Regions from separate parts of the Mus musculus genome. Here region 2 is linked to region 1. Evidence: chromatin loops called from intact Hi-C (ENCODE). Cell type or tissue: left cerebral cortex. All regions are shown on one strand. Links, peaks and the distances in the headings refer to the core of each region. The heading gives the core; the rest is flanking DNA.

Region 1 (10,467 bases), core at 4,773-7,272:
TCTAGACCAGAGAAAGGGCCCATAGATACAGACGCACAGGCAGCTTCAGGGAAACCAAACCAAGAGCTCTAAGGTGATGGGCCAGGCCTGAAGACCGTTCTGCTGCAGCTCTGATCTCTGTGCAATATTCCCTGAAGCTTTAAATAACGAAAAGGAATCAAGGTGCAACCAGATGGTATGTTTTCAAATCTAAGTGTTCAGTTTAACTGCCAAACAATAATGTCCCTAAATGATGTATCTCCATTTGTGAAAACAGTTATGAATGCAGGCATATCTGCCTAGGCAAACAAAGATTTATATATAGTAAACTATAATCTCTATTGAGAGAAAATTAACCAAAAAGGAATGGGTAAGTTTCCTCTCAGAGAAGTGGATAGGATCTACTTAGTCTACTATGTTATCCATGTTATATTTATATATATTATAAATATATATTATAGTTATATATTCAGGGTACCAAAAGCTATAGTATATAGGCAGGTAACTAAACAGTCAATCTTTTCACAGGGGCAGGTAGGGTATATACTTTATCAAGCAATGAGGTCTAAAGAGAAAGCAGAGAGAACCTGGGCAGAGAGAGACGGATAGTCAAGCACAAAAGCCACGCAGGCATTTCTCTCCCAGGTGTCCAGTGGTCATTACTTTTGGAATCACTAGCTTGAAGTTTAAAAAGACAGGGGAAGGGTTGACATGTTATACATAAGTATTCTAGTTTTCAGAAGGAAACCTAGACAAGTTTTTACATAGTCAGGGTTTTCCTCCCTCCCAGAGAGCACCAACTACACAAGACTGCTAGACTGAGGAGAACAGGGAATCTTTTCTCACTGCTGGGTCTCCCTCCATCCCACGAGCCACTAGCCAGCTCTACGGCATGCTCTAGGCCCCGTTCCATCTTCCCTCGTCCCAGGAGATGGAGTTTGGTGACCCTGACACCCCCTTCCATTAGCTGAGATGTGTAATCTGATATGCAGGCTGAGTTTAGATGCAAGTCGTTCTCTCCTCAAGTGAAGAAAACTGCCGTGGTCCTGCAAGACACTGCCACGCTCAAAATAAGCTACAAAAGGAATCCTCCGTGCCACCTCACTGAGGAGGCTGGGGACCAAGGAGAGAGAAATGAGAGACGGGGTCACAGTGCTCAGGATGAAAGGGCAGCAGCAGTGCCACAGCAGTTGCCTGTAGTTCATGAAAACAAAGGTCCCTTCCTTCTCCACTGGCAAGAGCTCTCGGACAGAGATTCTCTTAGCCTAGCAGGTCTTAGATCTCCTTTGAAATAAGCGGCTAAAGTCCCCCAGCTCAGAGTCTTGCTGTCCGTCTTGCCTCTAAAGCCATCTGACAAGCACTGTAGGTCAGACCGCTTGCCACTTTTCTGGGAGCACAGCTGCCCCCGGCTGGGCTGCGGGTGCCTAAGAAACTGCCTTCCTATTCCCTGAAGAGCCTTGGTCAGCATCAAGCATCTGCTTGTCTGTGCGGCCTTGTTTGAGGAGGGAGTTGTTTATAGTGTCTTTGCTCCTTTTCTATTCTATTTGATGAGCTGCCAGCCTGAAGCTGGGAAGAAGCCTCTCTGTAAAGAAAAATTCTAGTGTTGTGTTTTTTTGTTTTTTTGTTTATATATATATATATATATATATTTTAAAGATTTATTTATTTATTATATGTAAGTACACTGTAGCTGTCTTCAGACACTCCAGAAGAGGGAGTCAGATCTTGTTACAGATGGTTGTGAGCCACCATGTGGTTGCTGGGATTTGAACTCCTGACCTTCGGAAGAGCAGTCGGGTGCTCTTACCCACTGAGCCATCTCACCAGCCCTAGTGTTGTGTTTTTAAGTTAAAATATATATTTATTTACCTATGCATATCAGTGTTGTGCCTGAATGTCTGTCTGTGTACCACTTGCATGTGGATCCCCTGAAACTGGAGATGGACTATTTTAAGCTGCCATGTGAATACTGAAAGGCAAACCTGGGTCTTCTGCAAGAACATCCAGTGGTCTTAAACACGGAGCCATCTCTTCGGCCCCAGAAAACTCTACAGTGTTTTCAAACTGAAACTGGGGAGCTGAGGAGGTTTTTTCTCCATGAACGTTACCATGATGACATAAATGATCATTGGTATCTCTTTTTTTTCTTGCCCAATAAAGCAGACAAATCCAGAAGTATCCTATTCCTAGCAACGGCGTGTTGTTTAACTCTTCAGCTCTCCCATAGCTACGCTGACCCACACTGCTTGTCTCAGGAAGAAAAGTTCCAACAGACTTCCCGAGCAGACATTGAGACAGGAAGATAACAAAACAGAAGCACGTGACTATTATGCTCAGAGACCACCTTATCATGGTAAAAATACAGCTTCCCCACTGTACACATGACTTTGTCTCCTTATGTGTAATTTCAAGAACAAATACCCAGAAATACTGCTAATGTATTTTAAAGAGGACAGGCAGGCAACACCTATACTTATGGAGAATAATTACTCTTTCCCATATGACCTTGCATAAGGTCCTGGCTTATCAGAGGGAGTTTGGAGAACACTGCAGAGGATGTGTAAGAAAGCCTGAGCGTCACCCTGGAAACATTAGCTTCACTCTGATGGTCTGTCTCACTGCCATGGGAACATCACAGCTGGCAGTCTACCTACCCACTTACCCAGGTCCCCTCTGCTTCCTAGTCTCTTCCCTCTCATGCAGATGACTTCTTCCCTATAAAGACCCTCCTAGTCCCAGTGTAAAGTTTTGTGGGCTGTGGCCTCTCTAGCCGAGCATCATGGGGATCCGTCCACTGGAGAGAATGACCGGCTGTGACCATTACTGTGTGTGTGGTACTGAGGGTCAAGGCCAGAGCCTTGTGCTTGGGAGGCAGGAGCTCTACCGCTGAATAAAACCATGCCTGGACTTGCACTAAGCACTGTGTCTCAGGTCAGCATGAGCTCCAGTTCTAGCTCTCAAGTCTGCTGTAAAACCCACGGGGCCCAGTGCCTCCGTACAGCCTTACTTTACTTCCCACACCCAATCAAGTAGCGAGACTGTCTGAATCCACAAGCCTACTGCAACCCTGGAAAGCTGAAAGGCATCTTCTTCAAAGATGAAGCTTCCGAATGGTAGCCCAGCCGCTTGGCTGTATACGTGTCCGTTATGGACGCACTACCTTAATTCCCCCTTTAGCAAACGATTCTCACATTTGCTGTGATTGCCCCCATGGCCATGGCCTTTCCTTCCCAGGTGAAGTTACAAGTACCATCTTTCAATATCTCAGTATTTACTTGGAAAACAACTGGTAATAATTAGTATGAGCTTGCAAACACACACACAAACACACACACACACACACACACACACACACACGCCCAAAAGGGGCAGCCATATCTTCTGGCTAGTTTCCAGTCTCCAGTTCACCCATGTAACTGGTCCTTAATAATGCGTGGAGACTAGGTTCTTGGAGGCCAAATGAGCACAGGGAAGGCTGCAGTCCCAACGCCTCTTCACACCGGGGCACTTGTCTGCTCTACCAGCGTCAGGGAGAGAGCACTCAAGCCTCTGAGGGCACACAGCTTTGTGTCTTCCTCCTTCCAGTTCCACCAGCTGCACTGCACACGTTTTCAGTGTGTGATTAAATGTATTTTATTTGGGCTGTGAAGCTTTCCCTATTACTGTGAAATTACTATCACTGCTAACAGTGCTCACTCCAGACTAAACCTTGTAGACTCTTAATAGACTCACTTTTTTTATTAGTGTTTGCATGACACAACTGTTCTCATCCTTTAGTTTATAATCCTATCTGTCTCCTCACTTTCAGAATAAGATCTTGCATGGTTGTCATGTGTCTCGATACAAAGCACACAGAGTCTAAGGCACCCAGGTCTGTCTGGGGCTCAGCCCCAGCAGTGCAGTGAAGGGTGCTGCTTACAGACAGTCTCCTTTCCAGTCTCAGCCCCTCTGCTCAGTGCTTGTTCTCACTTACGCCTGTCCATATAGCAGCAACTAGGCCAGGTTAAGGTGCTTGGGCTGCGATTATCACCAACTAAGATATAGAATTTACATCCTATTTTAAAGAGAAAGTAAAACAACTCATTAATATTTTAATATGGACTACAAACCAAAAATGACATATTTTGTATATAAATGGGTTAAACAAAACATGTTACATATAATTTACTTAGTTCTTTTACTTTTCTTTTTTTCTGCTGCTGGAGGGCAAAGCCAGGGCCTCAGGTATGCAAGTCAAGTACTGTACCCACTGAACTAGACCCCAGTCCCTTCTAAAAGTGGTTCTACTACTCAATTTAAAGTAACATGCGTGGTTCATATTGTATTTCTACCACAGAGGGCTGGACTAGATCACTCTGATTGGCTACTGACATGGCTGAGTTAAATCTACTACCGCGTGCATCTTTATGTTTGCGCTCTTTCTTCTTTCTATCTCTCCCTCCTTGTGGATTGCTTTTCTTCTGAGACTGCAGTTGCACCAGGCTGCCTGACAGCATCCTAGACCTCACTGATGGTCTTGTCATCTTTGTACCTTTTGTCTATCTCCACATCCACAATCTCACTTCTCTCGGAGACCACTGGGGTACCTTCATAATATGTAAGAAAATGGTTTTGTCTAGATATTTTTATGTTTAGATATTGATACATTTTGTATAGAAGCAAAACCAGTTTTATCTGTACAAATACCTAAATTACTTCCATGTATTTCTAAATGTATTTAATGATCTACAAAGCAGTGTTCAGGGGGCTGGACAGCTGGCTGAGCAGTTAAGAGCACTGGCCACTGTGCCAAGGCTGCGGAGTTCAGTTCCCTGCCCCACATGGTGGCTCTCAAGAGTCTCCAGCTCCAGTCTCGGGATCCAGACCCCCTTTCTGGTCTCTGTGGGTGCCACAGGGGAAAAGTGGCATAATGGCTTTATATGTATGCCCCATTCAGGGTTTTTAGATTTTACTCATTTTCATCAGCACACTTATTTATTTATATGTGTATATATGCACAGACATGGTTGCACCATGGCGGACATGAACGGAGGTCACAGGAGAACTGGTAGATGTTGGTTCCCTCCTACTGTGTGGTTTTGAGAACCAAACACAGGTCAGCAGCATGGCAGTAAACCCTTTGCCTCCTGGCTACCTTGCTGGCCCTGGATTTTCTTTCTTTCTTTCCTTCCTTCCTTCCTTCTTTTCTCTTTCTTTCTTTCTTTCTTTCTTTCTTTCTTTCTTTCTTTCTTTCTTTCTTTCTTTCTTTTACTTCCCTTCCTCCTCTTCCTTTGGACTACGGAAGATTTTACTTTCTTTAAAAACTGTATCTGATTTTTTTCATTTCCTGTATTAGTTTGTCAACAGTAAGAATAATTTATGAGTTACTTTATTTTGCAGAGAATTTTAACATATCCTATAATACTGGCAGGACCCACAAAACAAAAATGGGTATTTACAAGAGTATTTGAGGGAAGAATAGAATTGAAAAGCACATGAGCACTTGTAAAAGACTGAATATTCATAATTGATGAAAAAGAATTAAGTATTTGTAATTAAACATCACAATTTAAGTATCTGTAATAGTTCCTCAAATGTTGGCTACTTAAACCTAAGAAATACTATACTCTAAAATTGGTGCTTCTTAAACTAGTCCTCATTATCATCTTGAAGATGTGACTTACTGTGGCTTTGAAAGCACTCCCCCCAGCCCAGCACTGTAGGCAGCAGACAAGGAACCCTGCCTCCCCTGCATCTGCTCTAATCACGAAGTTCCCACTAACTGCATGCTCACAGTCTAATCCTGCCTCCCCTGCATCTACTCTAATCACGGAGTTCCCACTAACTGCATGCTCACAGTCTGGCCTCTAATGGGTTGCAGCAAAGGAAAGTCTGTCCTGATAAATGCTGCCTCTGTACGGACTCTCTGAGGTATCTGCCACAGTGAAGGGCAAGAATTCAGCCTATGTCCGACTCACTGCTGCCCCCTAGGTTTTGCATAACTTATAACAAACAAAGGCTGCGGTCCTTGTGGAATGACTGACTCTCCTCTCCAGCAGTTGGCAGGGGAAGAGAAATGGTGAATGATCACACATCAAAAACAATGCATAGGAGGATACTTTTGATCATTATTGGTTTTTGTTTTCCTCTTTTAATTTTGTGAGCTCTTCTCTACTGTCATTTAATCCAGCGTTCCATTATCCGAGGAGTCAAAAGATGTGAGTGAGGTTTCTAACAGAGACATCAAATCATGTGTTTCTTATCATTCTAAGGAAAAAAACAGCAAGCACAGTCTGTCTTATAAACTGGCCAGTGCTACTGACAATGGAGCAGCTCAGCTGGTCCAGAGGAACTCAGAGTCTTGGGCATCTGGATGGTCTTAAGTGCTATACATCTAGTCCCATAATAGACCCAGTTCTGAGGGGCTGAGGCAAGTGGCTTACAGTCAGCACCACTGCCCTGGTCTGCTTTGTATTTGCTCTATGAACTTGGGAGTTTCTTAGTCTTCTATGCTTTGTTTGCCTTTCAGATGTTCAAGTTGTCACATGCACACAATAAATAAAGGAAAAATAAGCCTTCTCAAATCAAACAGCCTTTTTTTTTTTTTTTTTTTTTTTGGTTTTTCGAGACAGGGTTTTTCTGTGTAGCCCTGGCTGTCCTGGAACTCACTCTGTAGACCAGGCTGGCCTCGAACTCAGAAATCCGCCTGGCTCTGCCTCCCAAGTGCTGGGAAAAAAGGCATTCTCCACCACGCCTGGCTCAAACAGCCTTTTTAAGGTTTAGGATGAGGATAGATCAATTTAAAAATCATGGCATAATTAATATATTTAATTGAAATTGGGGGGTGAAATCATTCCCCCTTGCTACATATCAACTACATAAAAGCAATTTAATTTTCTCGATGTCAGCTTTAAAAATACCACATTCAAATAAGCATTATTTCAGAAAGCTTCCATGCCCAACGTAAGTAACCTAAGGCAGGCAGATGAGAAGGAAGGAAACCTGGTCCCTGCCTAGAAACCCAAGAGTCCCCTCACGCAGCAGTACGCTCTGACAGTAACTCTCTGCTCAGAAATTCCAACCGCAGAGCAGGTGCCTTAAGCGTGGTGAAGCATGAGAGCATGGAAGCAGCAGTCTCGACAGCACACAGCATAGAGGGACGACTGCCTCCCACCTCCCCCCAAAGCTCCTCTGCTCCATTCTGTTTACAGAGGCTGCCTATGAGCCTCATCTGCAGAACAGTGAGGTAACGCCTTCCTTTAGTTTTCTCACCCTTTTTGCTATTTGCATACAAAGGGAGCAAAAGATTACCTCATCATTGAGCCAGTTTAGATGGTTTAGAGTCTGAATGTCTTTGCGTGTAATGGTCAAGCGGAATGCCTCACTGAGGACTTCATCCTGGTTACCGTTACGAAATACATTCTTTATTTCTTTTTCCATTTCCTAAGAAAACAAAAGACCAAACATAATAGTTTCAGAAAAAACTGGTTTCTCATCAGTGCCCTGGCTGTGTTCAGCACGAGTCACCTGCCTACTAGTTCCCCGCTGTCAGCTTACTTGTAGCCACCGGTCAGTCTCTCTTCCTGCAGTCGTCTTCCAGGTTACCTCCCACCCACCTTGCCCTGCTTTTCCTTTTACACAACATTCAGATCCTTGTTTTTGTATCACTTCCTGAAGACTGATGCAACCTTTGCTCAAATCTTCCAAGCTCCTTCAGAGGTTTATGTTTTATGTTTCTGGTTCTTATGGTCTCCCAAGAAACAAAAGCTACAAAAGGCACCCTGGAGTAAAGGCAGCGTCCTTTTGAAGGTGTAAAAATGGAACTTAGTAGGGCTATGCCATGTCTGTGCTGCTCACTGGCTCCCGAGCAGCTGGCGTTGGACCCAGGACCACAGCCTGCACACATGAAGCCAGCACTCTAGCACCAAGCTGCACCCAGGTCCAATAACGTTTTTCAAAGAGGTATGAATTAAGGAACAGGTTTTAAAACATACATAGATTTCTAAGTATTTCCCAAATTCTTCATAATGGATTACTATTGCTTAAAAAGAAACATTATAAAAACAAAGTATAAATAAAAAAGTCATAATGAAATCTATTCCTTTGTATGCTCATTAAAAAATAAGTCAAAACAAAAAAAAAGAAATAGTACTTCTCAGCTCACAATTTACTATCAAATTATCTCCTATGTCAGCATATAGGAAATGGTGGGCTCAAGTCTCCTCACTACAATCAAAACAGAATGCAATCTCCCAAGCCAAACCTAACAACAAAAAAAATTTTTTTTGAAATAAAAAAGTATTAAAAACAAATATAAAATATAAATTTACTACATACCTTCTCACTGAAGTTGCTAAAACCCAACCATAGCCATATGAACAACTTTTAATTACCTTTAAAAATAAACACTGGTACATAATTATACCAATACAATGAAAAGTATAGCTAAATTAATCTAAATGTCAGGTCCTCTACTGACTTACATTTGAAACTTCCCTCAGCTAACTTTGTTTTGAGGCAGGGTTTCACTTGGTAGCTCTGACTGGTCTGGAACACTGGTGTTGACCAGGCTGGCCTCAAAGGCAGAGCTGTACCTGCCTCTGCTTGCAGGGTGCTGGGTTGAAGGTGCCCGCCATCACACCCAGCTCCACTGCAGACATTTTCAGTCTCTTCTTTACCTCTGTAATTTCAGGAAATTCGTCTTCACTGTCAGTCAGCTGGTGGCTTTTTTTCCTGGTTTCTTGGGCAGCTGTGACAGGAATCTCCTTTTCAAGAGGCACACGAAGGTGAAGCTCTACGGAGTCAAGTACTGCATGTTCCTGCTCCTGCAGTCGCTGCAGACAGAATTTACAATAAGCGGGACAAAGAAGTCTCCTATTTGACCTCTGGTGAGTCACTCTGGGACATGAGCCACTTATAAATTCTACACTACTATATAAGCAAACAGCGTAACTCAGGTAGAGGTAACCTCACCAACAGTTTCAACCTGGAGGTGCTATTTATTTTATAATTTTCTTCAAAAAAGATTTATTCATCTATCTATCTATCTATCTATCTATCTATCTATCTATCTATCTATCTATCTAGGCTTTTTGAAACAGGGTTTCTAGCTGTCCTGGAACTCACCCTGTAGTACAAGCTGGCTTCAAACTCACAGAGATCGGCCTGTCTCTGCCTCCCAGTGCTGGGACTAAGGGCATGCACCACCCCCCCTGGGTTATTTTTATTTTTTAGAAGGGAGTGCTTTGCCCGTGTGTATGCATTTATACCAAATGGGTGCCTGGTTTCCGAGGGTGCCAGATTCCCTGCAACTGGAGTTTCTGGTGGCTGTGAACTGCCATTGAGTGCTGGAAATGGAACCTGAGTCTTTTCCAAGAGTTTTTTACCTGGTTTTGAAGCTGTAGTGCCAATGCTTTCTGCTCTTCAATCCGGCGCAATCTTTCCCGAGCTCGAGAGTCATAAACGCTAGTTCTAGGAAATGAAAGCAACCCAGGCAGATCAGTGTCTGAGCACTGAGCACGTCTCGGCTACACACAGTAAGTCACCAGTAGTGAGCAGCTCACGCATACAGGAACTCCACTCAGACCTCACTACATTTACAGTTCAAGATGCAGTAAAACACGGTAATTTATCACTTTTACCGGACTAATTTAAATATAATTAGTGTGACTTCTGTGGGTATTTGTAATGCATAGTCCTATTTCAAAAGCATACCTCTTAATAAGACTGGTGAGAGTGAAGCTAAACTCTAAATATCCAAAAGCAGAACTGAGCCCCACAGAATAAGAGAGTATATTGTCAAGACAGCAGCTAAATATTATGTACTTAGACTTACAAGGACCAAGGGCTGAAGAAAACTGAACAGGTTTGGCACTTGAAACTAAATGTTTTCAGTTATTTCTCAAACTCTCTAATAACTCAACAGTGTATGTAATAATAAAGGCATTTACTTTATTCTTTACATAGATAACTTTGGAATATTTTCCAATTCAATTTAGCTTCAACAACTGTTACGTAGTTGACAAATATGAGAACAGACATCTCCTAACTGAGGCTAGAGAGATGGCGCAATGGTCAAGAACTCCAGACGACTTGGGTTCAGTTCCTAGCACCCATATGCTGGCCCACAGTCGCTTCTGGTCTCTGTGGGCACTGCACGCACAAGACGCACACACATGCAGGCAAAACACACATAAAATACAAATAAATAAAATCTGAAAGAAAAAAAAACCTAAATATTTTAACTCTAAGAGAATCTTAAAAACCCAATAGCTGAAGAGTACAGATAGGTATTTCTTACTGAGTAAAAACAATTAAAATAAACCGCTGGTTGTTTGATTTCTTCGTAAATGAAAATGAAATGAGAAGAAAAAATAGTATCAAAAAATAATAACTTACAATTCTTTGATCCATAGCTCTGCCTGGAAGAACGTAGGGCTATAGGTGGGAAAAGAAAATAAGCAGAAGAGGTTAGGAGGAAATTAGAATATTTTCACAAACAAAAATAAT
Region 2 (10,467 bases), core at 3,469-5,968, 63 kb before region 1:
TCCAGGGGTCTGTCCCCTCCACCTCCCACCACAGTGACTGTGGGGCGGTAGACACCGCCCGTGAGTCAGAGAAGCTAATGTCCGTCCAGGGCCTGCTCCCACCTCTCTGGGAAGAAGCTACTGTTTTATGCCACCCTTGGGACAGAGGGTGCAGACAGCATGAGGATGCTGTGACCCTGGTGTTGGATGGGGAAGAGAAGAGCCACGTTATCCAGAAAAGTCATTGGGTGTGGAAGAAAGGATGAGCCACGGAGCAGCGGGCCTGTGAGCTGGAGCTCCTTGCCTACTTACTCTCTCTCCAGGGGGTCCGATTGGTCCAGCACCACCCGGCTCTCCTCGAGCACCTCGTTTGCCTTCTTCACCAGCGGGGCCAGGGGCTCCTTGGGGCCCAGCAGGTCCCTGAAGACAAGCACAAGAGGGGTGGGATGAGGTTTCCACCTAGCCTTGGGGAAAGCACTGGCCTGGTGTGCAGAGGAAGGGGCCTTGGAAATGTTTCGGGGCTTGGCCAAGGGGGTTAAAGGGTCAGCCATTGGGTCTGGGGGCCAGAAACAGCCCAAGAGGAAGAGATGGCTTGGAACTCAAGCTATTCGAACCAGGAGAGGAGGCTGTGTCAGGGTCTTCTCTACCCTACTTCACTCCCTTCTCCAGGGACAGCAGGAGAGAGCCCGGGATGGGAAGTGGCTGTGGGGAGGGGGCACAGCGGGGGCAGAAGGGTGACCTGTGGGCAGAGCTACAGCAAAGAAAACAAAGTCTTGAGGGCAGATACTCACAGTCTCTCCCTTGGGGCCTTGATCACCTTTAAAGCCAGCAATGCCAGGTTCACCCTACGTGAAAGAAAGAAATATGCTCGCACTGGCTTCTCTCCATAGAGTCTGCTCACCCTCCTCCCAGAAGCCTCCTACGGTGAGCAGGAGGGCACAGAAAAGAGGAGCCTGTAGGTAGGACCTGCCAATCTTTTTGGGCTCTTACCGCCTGACCTTTGGGGCCAAGGGGACCAGTTGCACCTTGAGGACCGGGAGGGCCACGGGGCCCAGGGAAGCCAGGGGCACCAGCAATTCCAGGAGCACCCTGTCAGCATGAACAGAAGAGAGGCACGTGAGGAGGATGAGGAGGGACTAAGCCACCTTGGGAACACAGCCCAGGGACAATACTTACAGCGGATCCTTTGGCTCCAGGAATACCATCAGTCCCTGGGTTACCCTGACAAGAAGATGGTATAGCGATAAAATAAACAGCAAAGAAACAACCCAACCATTCGGCCCATTGGGCCCCAGTCTAGGGGTCAGGGACAAGTGCTGTCTGCTTCAGGGGCATCCCTCCTGCCTGTCTCATGGGGTGGACTACGGGTGAAGGGAGACAGTCGTGGATGTCAGGGGGAGGTGTTTGGCCAGCATGACCATTTAGTGGTCCCAGTGACTGGGACTCCAGGTGACATGTACATTTGTGACAAGGCCACACATGCCATGCCTTCCAGGCCAAAGAGATGAACTTACAGAAGCACCTGCAGGCCCAGGGGACCCAGGATTGCCAGGCTCGCCACGAGAACCTTGAGCACCTTCAGGACCGCGAGCACCAGTGGGACCAGCTTCGCCCTGGGAAGAGAGTGGGGGGGCTGAAGTGGGGGTGGTGGTGGCAGCACTTCACGGCCCAGTGTGCTTGACTCTTGTGTGTGCTCACACTCCTGTGAGTGAGTTGCGTATGCATGGGGGTCTGTCTTTTCTGTTCCCACCTGACCAAGCAGCATGAAGAGCCGATATCCCACCCCTGCCTCTTCTACCCTCACCCCTGCCCTGTGACCCCACACACAGCTGCACAGATAGATGCCTACTGCATTCCAGCAGCAAGCAGCTTGCTGGTCCTTCAGTCCAGCAGAAAAGCCTGGGTTAGGAGACCTGCCATCTTAGGGCCATGGGATGATGGACAGATGGGCCTCCACTCCCCCTTCCCCTCCTTTTGTTTTCTCTTTGACAGAGGAACAGAAGCCAGAAGGGTGACTCTGTCTCCTCCAGAGCCTCAGCTCAGAAGTGGCTTTCTTTATGGCTGCTGGGTGATCAGAGCTGCTCCAGGCTTGAGCCTCAGCCTGTTTGAAGTGCCAGGAAGCCAGGGCTGAAAGCAAGCTGAGACAGGCTCTACTTTTCTTTAAGTTAACTGGAAGCCCCTTATCCCCCATGTAAAAATTCTTTTTCTTCTCTCTCTCTCTCTCTCTCTCTCTCTCTCTCTCTCTCTCTCTCTCTCTCTCTCTCTCTTCCTCTCTTATTTTTCTTCTTTCTTTTTCCTAAAAGTCACAGCTCTGTGATCTGGCTCTCTGGACTGGAGCCTCCTCCGGGGACGGCTGCTGCCCTGGAGAGAGGTCAGAGCCTCCTCAGGTTTCTCCACACTGGCATTCTTACTTCACTTTGGTAATTATTATTTTCTAAAGGTCAGGCCCCCCTCACCTTCCGCTGTCCCTCTTCACAATGGGTCTCCTTCACAGGGCTCCCAGGGGCCTCAGACACTGTCTGGTTGCCATGGAAACCCCCAGGCGTAGAAAAGCAACCTGATGCCAGTGACACAGGGAGGCTCCTTACTCACTCCCAGGGACGTTCACACTGGAATCCCTCCCGGGCCACAGGGGCTTTTCCTTGAGCCGGCTGGCCTCCCGCTGGTCTCTATTAATCCCTGGAAGGACCAGGTTAACAACAGCCCAGCACCCCAAGTGAAGTAGAAATAAGAAAGGGGCAGGGGATGCACAGAAGAGTCGCCTCGCCTCTGCCCCTCCCCCTCTATCCCTTTAAGCTCCTTCTGGGTACCTCAGCTTTTGCCCACCCCCAGGCTTGTTTTCTTCTTCCTCCCCTCCCTTAGTCTTCTTCTCTCTCTCTCTCTCTCTCTCTCTCTCTCTCTCTCTCTCTCTCTCTCTCTCTCTCTCTCTCTCGGGTCTGGGGGGGGAGGGTTCCCATCTTTGACTACTAGGTGGACTTCAGCCTCTACAACCGAACCAAACTCTGTCAGAGAGAGATGCTGGAAACACACAGAGAGGCTAGGGGGGATGTGTGCCAACAGGAGCCTTCCTTAGCAAGGACCACAGGAAGACTGGGTGTCCTGACCCTCTGAGATTCTCAGCTTGACCAGCAGATCACTCACCTTGGCACCAGGAGCACCAGGGAAGCCAGGACCACCTGCGGGACCCACAGGACCCTGGGGAGAAGAAGGGGACAGAGGGTGAGCGCTGGGTGTCAGTGAACTCTGTCCAGGCCTCAAAGAGAGACGCCCCACCTCCCACTCCTTCCACCTCTGTGGCTAGAAGAAACTGCCAGGGCTGCTCTCCCCAAAGACCTCCAGAGAGACACCCTGCTCCTCTTGGAGAGTTTCTGAGTCTGTGAGAAGCCACGGGGCTTTGACCTCTCTCCTTAAAAGAGGAGACTGCTAGGGGCAGCAGGGGATGTCAGGCTGCAGTGTCAACAGCATGCTCACGGGATGAGCCACCTCCTTCCTGCCACAAAGTACAGGGGCAACCCCACAGACTTCAGGGCTGCACAGCTACTGTCACCTGCTTAAGAAGGACAGCAACTTACCGGAGGTCCAGCGGGGCCTGGCTGGCCATCGTTACCCCGAGCACCCTGTGAACAGCAATAGCACAAAGGAGCCAATTAACACAGTGTTGGGGTGTCCCAGGCTGAGCATGAACAAAGCAGAGGAACCTTCCTGGGATATCTGTACAAGGGGGCAGAGAGACAGACAGAGAGAGGGCTACAGGGCACTGGCCCTCGTGGGTAAGGAAGCTTGGGCAACTTCCCAGCAGACCTGTCACTTCTAAAACTTCAGTTAGGTCCCCAGTATTCCCGACTTGAAGCTGAATGATCATTCAAAGAATCCTGTGGGCTGGGCCAAAGGAACCGGACAGAAGGAAGGAGGAGCCTGCCCCTGTGCTGGGTATCCTGGCTTAACAGAAGCAAGTCTTCTCTACCCTCTGGTCCCTCCCAGTCAGCTGCTCTTCAGGACAGCACAAATACCCCCACAATGTTCCCTGCTGACCGGGAACCTGACCCGCGATGAAGACAGACCCTGTCTACAACCGCGCCTGAGCTCCTATCTCAGAGACCCTTGGCTTTGCAGGGGTGGGGGTGGGGGGTGGGGGTGGGGTCGAGGTTGTCCCTTCTCTAAAAGACTCGAGCTCCGAGAGTTCCACTGGTTTGGGGTGAAAACATCTTTCTATTTTTCTCCAGTGCCCTTGAGAATTTGTACTCTAACTCCAAGAACCGCTATGTTAGGCACATCCAGGTCTAGGACTGGGTCCCTCCCAGACCCAAAAGGCTAAGCCAGTGGCTCTCAGCTTTCCCAACACTGTGACCCTTCAATACAATTCCTCACGTTGTGGCAAGCCACAATCATAAAATTATTTTCATCGCTCCTTCACGACTGTAATTTGGCCACTGTTATGAATCATAATGTAAGTCTTTTTGGAGATAGCGGTCAGCCAGGGGAGTCACAACCCACGGGGCTAAGGGGGGACTTTCTGCACGTCTCTGACTCTCAGAAGCACAAGGCAAGGATGCTCTGCGGTGCTCAGTCTCCTTCCTGGTGTGAGCCATCTCTCTTCCCAGAGCCTCTAGCCTGGCAGCCAGAGGGAGGGGCATGGCGAGACAGCAAGACTCAATAGAAGGAAGAGAGAAATCAGAGCCTGATTTCCTGACCCAAGCGCCCTGGAAAACTCTGTTACTGGGGAACCCTACAGTACCTTCCCTCCAGGAGTCAGCAGAGAGCAAGGCAGGGGGAGAGGGCCCAGTCTGAGCTGCCTGTGTCTGAGGCCTACATGGACAACTTCTAGGCTCAGAAGGCCTTTGGGAGTCCTCGCAGCAAACAGCAAGGCAGAGTGGGGAGCCCCGCCCCGCTCCCACCAAAAGGCCCAACACACATGTAGAGAACATTCTAAACAGAATCTCCTAACAGCGCTGCCACTGCTTTGTGGACGAGACCACCAAGGAAAACCAAGAACTGGGGCTTGTGTCTGGGAAGAAGGAGAGACAATGCGAGAGGCAGTGAGTGAGCCAGTCTGGGTTTGAGCCTCGTTAAAATCCCCAGGCCAGGGTCTCCCGACTCTGCAGAAGCAGCAGGCCCAGAGCTTCCTTCCTTTCATACAAAGCGCCCCTGGGGCGAGGCCTTTGGCCAGCTCTGGTTGGCAGTGCGAGTGCAGGCTGCTGGTTTCACAGACCTGCTCCTGAGGGAACTTTCCCGCCCAGATGCACGGCCTGGAAAGCAGCTGCTTACAGTTGCCCTGCAAGGACCTAGGAGGAGGGGCCTCTGAGCTTGGTTGGCTGGGTGTAGACCAATAGAAAGCCGTAAAACTTGGTTGGCTGGGTTGCAGACCAATAGAAAGCCGGAATCTTTCTTAAGCGCGCCGTTCATCACATCACTCGCCTGACCAAGCACCTACAAGGCTTCTCTATTGCTTGGGGAGCCAAGATAACGGCCTCTCGCTGGCACCCATGCCCTCCACTGCCTGCCAGTCCTTTAGCTCATGGTTCTGGGCCCTCGGTACACAGTCTGTCTTAAGCTAGTTATTCTTCCCCGGGGACTCAGTTCCCTCTTCTCTAAAATGGGAACGAGAGATTCAAGTTCACAGAATGAGGGGGAAGATTAGACAAAGAGAAGCAAGCCAGGTTCTAAATCAAGGGTCACGAGGTGGATGCCGCTGGTGTCCTATCTCGACACTACTCAGAACCGCATCAAGGGCGCGGAATCGAGAGAGAGGGCAGAGTGTATAGCATAGAGGGCTGGCACCATCTAAGCCTGATCCTGAACTCTAACATGCACGGCTCAGGAAGGAGCAGAGGCTATTGAAGGGGTGACCTGAAGGATCCCGACTCCGGAAGAGGACTCTCACCAGCATACTCTCCTATAGTACGCCCTCCTTCCACCCTGCAGGCCCCACCCCACCTGAAGATTGGGCGTAGGAAACCTCAGGATAGAAAGTTCTGGTATGATGATGCGCCCTAATCCTCACCAAGTTGGATTTTGTTGTTTATTAGGTATTGGGGGGTGGAGTGTGGAGAAAGGTCTTATGTGTGGCGCAGGCTGGCCTTGAACTTATGATTCAGGAACTCAGCTTCTTGGGTACTATGATTATAGATAGGTACGTCCCTCCTGGCTGGGGTTACCACTGAGTTGATTTGAGGGTCAAGAGAAATTTACTTGTAAGCTGTAAAGTGTTGAGCGTGTGGTGGCACCGGGCTTTGGGGGTTACTCACAGCAGCACCAGCAGGGCCAGTCCGTCCTCTCTCACCAGGCAGGCCACGGGGACCCTGCAACACACACCAGCGCGGTTTAAGTGTGAGTTGGCATAATGATGGTCTGCGTCATGACTTCTTCCCACCCACGGTGGCCCCATCTCGACCCTAGATCCTGCTCCCAGGACACAGGGGTTCCTTCAGGGAGACCCCTGTGTCTTCCTGCCCCTTCCTATGGAGAATGCAGCTCGGTTCTCAAAACAGATGAGTCACCCAAATCATTGAAGACAAACAGATTTTTTTTTAAGAGTAACTGAAATGTGCTTTAAACGTGCCTAACTGTTCCTGTTTCGAGGAAGGGCGTGTGAAATGTTGAACAATCTACGCTGCAGGTTGGGTTGGCTCATAATCGGATAAATCTGTGCGAACAGCTTTGCATGAGTGCATGAAGGAGGAAATGCTGCTGTTTGCAGGGTAGCTGTCTGACAGGTGTTTCGGGAGTCTTAAGAGTGTGGGGTGGCTTCCCCAGGGGTGACTCTCATACTCACCATTGGGCCCGGGGATCCGTTCTCACCAGGGGAACCACTCTCACCCTGGAGAAAGAGACATATAGGGTCAGTGTCTGGAGTCTTGGCTTCCAGAAACTTCCTAGGTAAGTCATCGATAGGTCTGGCTGGCTCAATTAGGCCTGAGACATGTCAATTTCAGTCCGGGGAGAGACGATGTCCCCAAACTCTAAGGCCTGCTGCTCATGTACCAAGATGTAGACTGGGTGTTCCCAGCTATGTTCTAACTCCCGACCCCATCAGCGCCGCCTTGACTGGACAGTTGTCCCCTACCGCCACCCCCTGTGTGTCTTGTGGCCCCTTTACCTTCACACCCGGAGCACCAGCTTCCCCCTTAGCACCGTCGAGGCCTGGGTAACCCTGGGAAACAGGACGAGGGTTCCGTCACATGTCTGGGAGCCCACCCAGGAAATAGTGTGCATAACCCCCAAACATCCTATCCCATGATACTTACTCTGTGACCCTTGACACCGGGGAGACCCGGGGTTCCTGGGAATCCACGAGCACCCTGCAATACCAAGAGGAGGTACTCAGAGGAAAGCAGAGATTGGGTGAAGGCTGCTGGATAGACTGCAAGTCCAGCTCCCTCAGGCCTACAGAAACAGGCATCCAGGTGTGTCCACAGCTCCTTCAGCCCAACCCAGAGCATCACCTTGTGATCATACAAACACGGTATCCAGCGTGAAGGCATTACGTACACAGTACCGTTAGTACCGTGAGCTAACCAAGACGAGTGAGCCATATGGACTCAGAGGGAGACTGGAAAAGCCTGTGAGAGCGAGGAAGATGAAGCTTTACCTGAGGGCCAGGGAGGCCTCTTTCCCCAGACTTTCCGGGCTTCCCAGCTTCACCCTGAACAGAAAGAGAGGCATCTCATTTTTCTTGGCAGTCTCTTGAGCGTATTCACTCCACGGCTGGGCATCTGCCTATCTGCCCACCTTGACCACGCCCTTCCTGCAGATGCCCGTGACCCAGAATGCCTCTGTGGTTTATCCCTTGGCAAGTTCCTGGGCCCTCACTCCACTGTCCCCAGCAAGCGTCTGGTCCCCTCTCCAGAGCCCTGTGGACTGGCCTGTATGCCCTGATCTCCAGAGGCCTTGCTGTGTGCTGCCAGTCATAAAAAAAAGCTCAAGAAAGCCAGCTCTTCTCTCTATTTTTTTATGTCCCCCTCCTCTGTAGACATTCTGGCTCAGGCTGAGTTTGTCTATCTCATTTACAATTGAGATGATGGTAGCCTGTTTGTTGACCGACTCTTGCTTTGTTTTTCTACTCTATACCGCTGTGCTTTGAGTCCTCCCATCCCGGCTGGCTCTCTCCTTTCTCATTTCTCTTCCCGAAGTTAATGATGTTTTAATTACTCTCCTTCTTGTGGGATCTAAAGGGATCCCCAGGGATCTGGCAAGCTGAGATGCAAATAAAGGATATGTGGGTGGTAGATAGCTGGAATTTAGGACTGGCTAGCCTGGTTCCTCAGGACGTCTCTCTACCCCAAGCCCCAGCACATCCTCTCTCTGGGTCTGGGGCTTCTTGGGTCTACTCACGTCGTCACCAGGTTTTCCAGCAGGGCCAGGAGGACCTCGGGGACCCATGGGACCCTACAAATAGAGAATTCAAGACCTGGTTGGAAGGGAAACACAACTCGAGGCGGTCGCTTTGGAAGCTAGTTACTCTACAAGGAAGAGAGACAAAAAGGTAGTAACAAAACTGTAAAGCAGATCATGGTGGGAGGAGGGGACTGCGCAGGCTGGCGACCCCTAAGGGGAAGTGTCCCGATGGAGTTCCTGCCATATTGATTCTCTGCCGTTGTGCCCCGTGGGTAAGGCACTCCCATTGTGGGAAAGGGCTGGCAGAGCCTGGGAGCAGACGGTAGCTTGGGTAGAAGATTGTCCCCAGAGCCTCCTGGGAGAGGGTAGCCTGTGGTACTCACAGAGACACCAGGCTCGCCAGGTTCACCAGGATTGCCTTGAAATCCTTGAGGGCCCTAAAAGGGGAAATAAGGACGCCATGTTGACCTCCAAGCTGTGCCGCCGTCATGTGGATGATGAGCATCTACAGCGCCCCCAAGAGGAAAAGACTGAACACTTACGGGGGCACCGGCAGGGCCTGGGGGTCCACGGGGTCCCATGGGGCCCTGCATTGGAACAGAAAAAACGAGACGCTTACTGGCCCGCTTTATCATTGGCTTCTAGGATTCCATCTTAGAAGAGGGACAAGAAGATAGTAAGGGAGCAGGAGGGGGAGGGGCAAAGGGACTCCAGCGGCTGCTCCCTCTTCTTTCCCACTCCCCACTCAACCATCTATCTTTATTTATAGGCCCCATTTGGACCGAGACGCTGGCCTTGCTCCCTCCTGGATGGCGGCCATGTTTACTAAAGTCTGAATTTCATTTAGCATGTGCCAAGCCATCGCTGCAGGGTGAGATTTCCTGCTGGAAGCCTGGTGGATGCTGAAGAACAGTCGCTGCTGTCTGCATTCTTCAGTTCTCCTTCCAAGAGCAGTGGCAACCAGCCCCCTAATACATCGGCTCTGTGCATCACTCCGTCCCCCTTCCTCCTAGACACACTAGAGCGTCATCCAGACTGGCATCCATCACCATTAAAAACCAAACTCCCCAGGGTTAAATGAGAGGTTTCCCATAGCTGATGGAAATGAGATGCCCTAAATCATCGGCGAAGGCAGAGGTTGCTGGGTCTCTGGCTTTGCGAAAGGTGCCCTCCTCCCGTCCGGTCAGCACAGAACTGGAATCCTACCATGGGCCCTTGCATGACTCCCATCTGGGCACCACCAGCCTTCTCGTCATACCCTCCAGCCATCTGAGCCGCGAAGTTCTGCAAAGCAACAGAGCCGTGTTAGGGGGCTGAGAGGCCCTGGTGTCATTCCTAATTGCTCGGAGTTCTACCTAGTCTCTGGTTATCAGGGACTAGCCGAGCAGCGTTGGTCAGAATTGCCAAAGGGATCTGACAACGTTTTGGGAGTGTGCCCTTGCGACAGTGGTAGAATCACTTCCTTGGAAAGTCAAGTGTTATTTGTGGTGGTCCCGGTCCCTCACGCTCTGCCTTATAAACGTTCATATTCTGAAACATTCATAAGTAAAACATCGCCTTTAAAAGGCATCCTTTGTTCTCTCTGATGTTGATGTCTGGCAAAGGGCTGAAATCTGGTCTTGAGGTATTTCGGGAAGGGTTATAGTAGGCGTCTGTGAACCCGCTTAAGTTGAAGGATTTAAAACACAGCAGACCTCCAAATGGCACACCTACAAAGTGGGCAGTCATATAATTTGTTGACTGGTGTGATTCCAAACACGACAGTAGCCGCACACCTTCACTCAGTGGGGCTCTTTCATAAGAATGAATAGTTGCTTGCAATGTACTTGGCAAGGGCTATGGACAAATGTCTTCCAAGGACAGTGGTCACTGCTCTTCCAGAGAAATACAAGTGCCCAGTCATTCTTTGCGGGCACCCCTACACCCTCCCCCAAGAATTAACCGCATGGTGGGGTGCCAGGAAGCCAGATAGCTGAAGGCCTTCTTTACAGAGACCCAGTGAGTGAAAGAAAGTCAGCCCTTAGCCCCCAGCGCCTCGAGCCTCATACACAGATCTTCCTTAATTACAGGCCGTGAACAGGCTGTGTGCGTACTGCTGGCTGGCTCTGGGAGGCTGCCAGGTAAGAGAGTAGCAATTTAGAAGCCACAGTTCTG

The links. Hi-C counts contacts between places; a loop is a spot of excess contacts. Peaks named below come from ENCODE experiments on the same cell type or tissue, not always from the same donor. Only the 100,000 strongest peaks of a DNase experiment are listed, where the experiment ranks them.
Region 2: it touches region 1 in a loop (1.9-fold over the local background); 2 of 42 quality-filtered maps call a loop at or near these places.

Annotation. Positions count from the first base shown.
Region 1 is chr15:98,049,560-98,060,026 of GRCm38, forward strand. It overlaps Senp1 (SUMO1/sentrin specific peptidase 1), which reads right to left. Exons shown (of 18, transcript NM_144851.5): 10 at 10,357-10,395; 11 at 9,345-9,429; 12 at 8,637-8,792; 13 at 7,270-7,401. Among named protein-coding and RNA genes, the nearest start is that of Gm25668, 15 kb to the right of the region's middle. In left cerebral cortex, for the core only: a CTCF peak has its summit at 5,951; a DNase peak (open chromatin) is centred at 5,938.
Region 2 is chr15:97,987,793-97,998,259 of GRCm38, forward strand. It overlaps Col2a1 (collagen, type II, alpha 1), which reads right to left. Exons shown (of 54, transcript NM_031163.3): 8 at 9,520-9,597; 9 at 8,856-8,900; 10 at 8,697-8,750; 11 at 8,311-8,364; 12 at 7,568-7,621; 13 at 7,224-7,277; 14 at 7,076-7,129; 15 at 6,752-6,796; 16 at 6,225-6,278; 17 at 3,552-3,596; 18 at 3,121-3,174; 19 at 1,494-1,592; 20 at 1,156-1,200; 21 at 970-1,068; 2 more. Gm46536 (a long non-coding RNA gene) reads left to right here and starts at 3,619. Exons shown (of 2, transcript XR_001781760.2): 1 at 3,619-8,461; 2 at 9,083-9,882. In left cerebral cortex, for the core only: a CTCF peak has its summit at 4,726; a DNase peak (open chromatin) is centred at 5,298; H3K4me3 peaks cover 559 bases.